Regions from separate parts of the Homo sapiens genome. Here region 1 is linked to region 2. Evidence: chromatin contacts called from ENCODE Hi-C or POLR2A ChIA-PET data. All regions are on one chromosome and are shown on one strand. The core of a region is the stretch at or near the end of the contact, and the rest is flanking DNA. Distances in the headings are between cores, read along the strand shown.

The links. Hi-C counts contacts between places; a loop is a spot of excess contacts on that map. ChIA-PET counts read pairs that join two places held with the same protein, here RNA polymerase II (POLR2A). Pooled maps may share reads with other maps.
Region 1: a loop to region 2 is called in a pooled map, with 4 times the contacts of the local background. The contact joins two enhancer-like sites. A Hi-C loop is called at or near these places in 1 of 37 single-sample maps with no recorded cell type and 3 of 50 pooled maps. POLR2A ChIA-PET finds 5 or more read pairs at or near these places in 5 of 52 experiments (GM12878, RWPE1, T-cell and 2 more).

Annotation. Positions count from the first base shown.
Region 1 is chr15:65,915,944-65,919,025 of GRCh38, forward strand. It overlaps MEGF11 (multiple EGF like domains 11), which reads right to left. Exons shown (of 26, transcript NM_001385028.1): 16 at 2,023-2,151; 17 at 885-1,013; 18 at 205-333. Among named protein-coding and RNA genes, the nearest start is that of RAB11A, 48 kb to the left of the region's middle. Within about 2 kb of position 1,253, at least 2 of the 41 ENCODE cell types and tissues checked have a DNase peak (open chromatin) inside an H3K27ac peak, as active enhancers do; they include GM12878, where a contact is called at or near this core.
Region 2 is chr15:65,759,644-65,762,905 of GRCh38, forward strand. It overlaps DENND4A (DENN domain containing 4A), which reads right to left. Exons shown (of 33, transcript NM_001320835.1): 2 at 1,717-1,795. Among named protein-coding and RNA genes, the nearest start is that of DENND4A, 31 kb to the right of the region's middle. Within about 2 kb of position 1,733, at least 3 of the 41 ENCODE cell types and tissues checked have a DNase peak (open chromatin) inside an H3K27ac peak, as active enhancers do; they include GM12878, where a contact is called at or near this core.

The sequences.
Region 1 (3,082 bases), core at 3-2,502, 160 kb after region 2:
GCCCCCACCAACTGAAGGGAGAAATTCTTCAAACAATAATGTAGGCATGACCTTCCTCAGCATTTTTCCTTGGAAGTTGTCCCCAAAGTCAAGGGACCAAGGGGTACAGAGCCCTGAGTGAGTGGACCTTGAAGTGGGAGCCATCCTCTGCAGGAGGGTAGGGCCCAGCAGCATCACCCAGGATCAGGGGTCAGGGCAGCTTACTCTGCTCACAGTGTTGCCCGGTGAAGCCTGTGCGGCAGGTGCACTTGCCACTGATGTGGTCACAGCTGGCGCCATTCTGACACTGGCATACGCGCCCACAGTCCTTCCCAAAAAATGCTGCTGGGCAGCCTAGAGAAACAGGATTTCCAGTCACGAGAGTTGCTGCTGGGTGGGGACAAGGGGGACAGCAGGAACCAGACCTGTCTTCTGTCTCTTTTTTTGCTGAGCATGGGATGAAGACTAGTGAGACCCTGCACCAGAGTTGTCTCCCTGCTCAGGATCTTCATGCTGAAGTGGTAGGGGCAAGGTGATCGTTGCCTTTCCAAGACAGAGGGGCCTTGGAACCACAGGTCAGGCTAGGGTCTACTTCCTGTGTGGACACAGGCTGCTCCTCCCCACTCTGGGCCCCACTGTCCAAGGAAGGTCTGGTCTTGGTGATTGCTGGAGTACCTTGCAGCCCTGACCTTCCAGGACTTTGGGCTTGTCAATCCCCTGAATCCAGTCAGGTCTGGAGCTGCCCCTGCAGAGCTCCTCAGTTCTCGTGGGGCAGGAGTCAGGTACCACCAGTCCTGGGGCTGCCTGCATTCCTCCCTCCCTGCTGGTCTGGACAATGCCCACAGTGGCCAGTAGGCCGCAGCATGGTATTCTAAGTGGCTGGGAGGCCAGGAGGTGGGGCTTACGCTGTGTGCAGAAGAGTCCAGTCCAGCCAGGGGTGCAGTGGCAGGCCCCGTCCTCGGCGCTGCAGCTCGCCCCGTTGTGGCAGCTGCATGCGTGGAAGCAGGCGGGGCCCCAGAACCCGGGTGGGCAAGCTGGGATGTCGGTGAAATGCAGAGGGTGAGGGGAAGGCAGAGAGGGGCAGACGGAGAGGGAGAAGAAGGGGGAGTACATGTCAGAGCCAAGATGCCAAGATGGACCTGGCTGACATTTCCTGGCTTTCAGGGGCTTCATGCACTGTTCCCAGAATTCCTGCACTTACTTCTTGGCTTAGTTACCCAGGATTCCCATTAAGCCCAGATTCTCTGCCCACTCTCCAAGTCTTTGATGACTGACTCAGCAGGACTCTGAGGGCCCCCGAGCCTCCCCTCTCAGGGGACTGATTTGGAGCATGCGGGTAAACACTGTGGTTTACCGTGTATGTACTGTGTGTGTTTCCCCATGAGAATGGGGACTTTCCTAGGGCAGGAGCTCTCTTCTCTCAGTTGGTGAGCTCCTGATGATGGAGCCTGTCTCCTCATCAGAATGGAAATTCCCTCAGCCATCTAACTAGGACCTCCCCAAGGGTACTGGCTAGGTCTCACCCATCAGACAAGGAGCTCCACAGGGTCTCTGTCCTTAGTTTGGGGGCTTCTGGAAAGGGGCTGTTCCCTTCACATCAGATTGGTGCACTTTACATGAACAGCCTCAAGGACATCATTCACATGGGCCACCCAGAGGGCACTGCACCCTCCTGAGGTGGCTGCCCGGGCCTCATCTCACTTCCCTACTCCCAAACTCGAGCATGCTGTTGCACCACCTCTTCCCCATCCAAACTCGGGCTGCTCCTTGTGCAGGTGCTAATGGAGTGTTAAGTCTCAGAATTCATAGCATTAATGGTACTATCAACAATATCAGTACCTTTGATACCAGCAGTTAATACCAATGATCAATCCTAATAATCCATCATGTTAGCTATAGAGCTAAATGGGGCTCATTCCTACATGCAGAAGGAGATTTCATCCCTGGAAGTGGAGGCACCAGGACAGAGAGGTTTTGGGCAACAAAGGGAGAATTTTTGGGCCTGACCCCAGGTAGGGGCATTCCCAGGTGGCAGCAGCTTACCCTGTGAGCAGTCCTTGCCAATCCATCCAGGAAAGCACTGGCAGGAGCCATCGATAGGGCTGCAGGTCCCGTTGTTGGCACAGGAGCAGAGCTGGGCACAGTCCTGCCCAAAGTATCCTCCAGCACACACTGTGGGCACAGGGCAGCCTGGCACCCATCCTCCCACCTGTGTTCCTCTGACCTCCACCCACAGCCTCATCCCTAGAAGTTCCCAAGCCACAGCCATGATCACCCAGGGGTCATGGATCTGGATGGAGACCACGCCCGCCTTGGTACCCTTGTCACCCTTCTCCATTTGCACATAAATGAGTTGCCCCTCTCATGCCTACAGCTGCATTCTTCAGAAGGCTCTATTATGATTGCCTTTAAGAACAGCCTGAGGCCCATGGAGGTAGAATCACCTGACTTAGGTCTCACAGATGAGAAGTGGGAGGCTGAGCACTGTACTTCTGGACTCACAGTCCAGTGCTCCCTGTACTGTTCCACAGCCTTCTGCTTTCTATTACCACTTTCACCAACATCACGGATTCCACAACCACGAGGGTAGAGAATATGTACAGCTGGACAGAGAGGGACAAATGCCATGTGGCAGGCCTGCCTGCGGTTTGACTGTTAAAGGACCAGCCCTGAATGTCTGTCCCTGCCTGCCTCTTTCCTCTGACCTGTTGCTCAAGCCTCTCAGCTCAACATCTTCCTCAAGAAAGCCCTCCTGAGTTCACAAGGCCCTCTCCACCACTGGTATTTCCAATTTGAGTCACTTGGAGGATTTTGGTCACAGACCTTCCTGGAGGAGTCACTGCTTGGTCCCTGGAGGAAGAGCTGGTTTCCTCAGTCAGGCTGCAAAGCTCTTTTAGGACTAGGTTTGAGTATTCATTGAGTATTTAACCTTTTGTTTCCCTGTGCAATTCATCCCCCACCTGCTTTCTACAGCTTGAGCTCTCTAAAGCACAGCTTTCTTCATGGCACTCCTATGTCCTGCTTAGAGAGCCTCAGTGGATTCCCCATCGCCACAAAATAAAGTCGATCCTGGAGAGCAGCACAGAGAATGATGGGAAGGTGT
Region 2 (3,262 bases), core at 483-2,982:
AAAGTGCTAACAATCTGTTCTGAGAAGACTGTTAAATGCTGACTTATCACCCTCAGCTCGTTGCATATAACAAGTGCTCCAAAAAAAGAGCAGTTTTACCCAATTGACCATCTATTTATTTAAGAAAGTTGCAGAATAACAAAAGGACTTTTGTGTTTAACTTTTTTTCTCCAGTTCATTAGTCTTTGAAAACAATTTTTAAAGGGCTGCATAGTATTTTATTTTATGGATATACCATTTTTGACCTATGTGCTTACTGTAGATCATTTATTACTTCTACTTATTTTGCTAATTTTTTTTAAAGGGTACAATGAATAATCTTGATAAACCTCTGGACACAACTCTAGTATTTCTTCAGGATACATTTGTTGAAATAGAATTATTAGGTCAAAGGTTATATCAGCCTTTATTTATGTGCTTTCGTGTGTACATGAATTTTATATTATAAGCTCTAAATACACATAACCTTAAAAATTACTCTGGTAAAGTATTTTCATTCCATCATAATGAAGAAACTAAAACATCCTCCTTTTTCCTAGATGCTAACTTTATGTTATTTAAACTAAAGCATGGCCAGGCGTGGTGGCTCATGCCTGTAATCCCAGCACTTTGGAAGGCCAAGGCGGGCAGATCACTTGAGGTTAGGAGTTCGAGACCAGGCTGGCTAACACGGTGAAACCCCGTCTCTACTTAAAATACAAAAAATTAGCGGGGCATGGTGGCGCACGCCTGTAATCCCAGCTACTCAGGAGGCTGAGGCAGGGGAATTGCTTGAACCTGGGAGGCGGAGGTTGCAGTGAGCTGAGATCATGCCACTGCACTCCAGCCTGGGCAAGAGTGAGACTCTGTCACAAAATAATAAATAAATAAATAAATAAACAAACTAAAGCAGGCAAACTAAAGCAGATAGTCACTATTGCATAAAATAGTTTTATGTCTTGCTACGTAGAAAGAAGGGTAAGAGGCCGGGCAGAGTGGCTCATGCCTATAATCCCAGCACTTTTGGAGGCCGAGATGGGCAGATCACTTGAGGTCAGGAGTTCAAGACCAGCCTGGCCAACATGGTGAAACCTCGTTTCTACCAAAAATACAAAAATTAGCCAGGCATGATGGTGCATGCCTATGATCCCAGCTACTTGAGAGGCTGAGGAACAAGAATCACCTGAACGCTGTAGGCAGAGGTTGCAATGGGCCAAGATCAACGCCACTGCACTCCAGCCTGGGCAACAGAGGGAGGCTCTGTCTCAAAAAAAAAGCGGAAACAGAAGAGATATAGTACTATCATGAAAACATATATTTAATAAGTTTTTTTGAGAACTACCACCTTATCCTTGGAAATAACTAGCTATTATAAGTAAATATTTGAGATAAATTTATTCATAAAATTCCTTTTCATTAGTTCTTTTGGGTATTTTTCACAAAATTTAATAATTTGAACTCATTCACAATAGAACGCAGGAAATAACTACTAAAAGGGAACCGTATACTTCACATTGAAGATTTTGTCTCTAATAAATGGTGTTGAATTAATTGTGATCCAAGGCACATCCTGAGACATCTTTCAATGAATTATTTTGTATCATTTGTTACCCATAATTATTACATGGAGAATATATTCCAAATTATTAAGACTTCTGGAAAACTAAGGTTTCACTGTGTTTAACACAGGAAATAGCTAACTGAAACAAATCAAAATGAAAGCCAAAAACTACTTACACATTACCGAAAGTTTCTCTCTGAAAAAGATGACAGATTTCAATGTGTGAACTCCGCAGCCTCAGAGTTTGAGAAATAACTGTATTGAAAACAGTAAGAATTGGACTTAAATTCATTCCAATCAAATATTTCCCCCAATATGCCTGTGGATACTTAAAGTTCTGTTAACAGTGATAATTACTAAACTGATTGCATTTATTGTTTTCTTGTGGTTAAGAGCCAATAAGCAATTTTTAAAAACAAGATTTCAGTAAAGAATAAATACATACTTTAAAAACAAAACATGCTGAAGAGAGGCAATGAGAAAAAAAAAGAAAAAACTAGCAGATAAGGGGGAAAAAAAGAAAGCAAGAAGAATAAATAAGGGTACAAAAGAGGAAATGTGTACAGGGCAAAGAGTGTGAGAAAGAACAACATGACTATTTCTGGGGCACTGTACAGAGCCTCATTCACAGGGGAAAAATGTATACATTTAACATAATTCAAATATAGACTCAAGTAACTTCCATATAAAAAAAAGTTTCAAAGAAGTCAATACCCAAAAGTACTTTCCCTTTATTACAAATTTCAAAGATACTACAGTCAGCCTTCTGTATCCATGAGTTCCACATCCATACCATGGATTGAAAAGATGTTTTTTGTTGTTGTTATTGTTGTTGTTTTTGAGACAAGAGTTTCGCTCTTGTTGCCCAGGCTGGAGTGCAGTGGCTCGATCTCGGCTCACCGCAACCTCCACCTCCTGGGTTCAAGAGATTCTCCTGCCTCAGCCTCCCGAGTAGCCGGGATTACAGGCATGTGCCACCATGCCCAGCTAATTTTGTATTTTCAGTAGAGACCAGGTTTCTCCATATTGGTCAGCCTGGTCTCGAACTCCCAACCTCAGGTGAGCTGCCTGCCTCGGCCTCCCAAAGTGCTGGGATTACAGGCGTGAGCCACCGCACATGGCCTGAAAAGATGTTTTTCAAAAACAATAAAAATAACAGACTGGGCTCAGTGGCTCACGTCTGTAATCCCAGCACTTTGAGAGGCCAAGGCAGGAGGATTGCTTAAGCCCAAGAGTTCAAAGCCAGCCTGGGCAATATAGTGAGGCCCCCATCTCTAAAAAAAAAAGAAGAAAGTTAGTGCCAGGCAGGGTGGCACGTGCCTGTAGTCTCAGCTACTCAGGAGACTGAGGCACGAGAATCACTTGAGCCCAGGAAGCTGAGGCTGCAGTGAGCCCTGATCACACCACTGTGCTCCAGCCTGGGTAACAGAGTAAAGCTCTATCTCCAATGAATGAATGAATGAATGATACAACAAAAAATGTAATACAAATTTAACAAAATAATTCGGTATAACTTTATATAGCATTTAATTGAATTAGGTATTATAGATAATCTAGAGGTGATTTAAAGTATACAGGAGGATGTGTGTAGATTATGTGCAAATACCACACCATTTTACGTAAGGGGCTTAAGTATATGTGGATTTTGGTATCCATCGGGTGGAGGTTGGGGGTATCCTGGAACTAATCCATGGAGGATACCAAGGGGCAAATGTACTTACA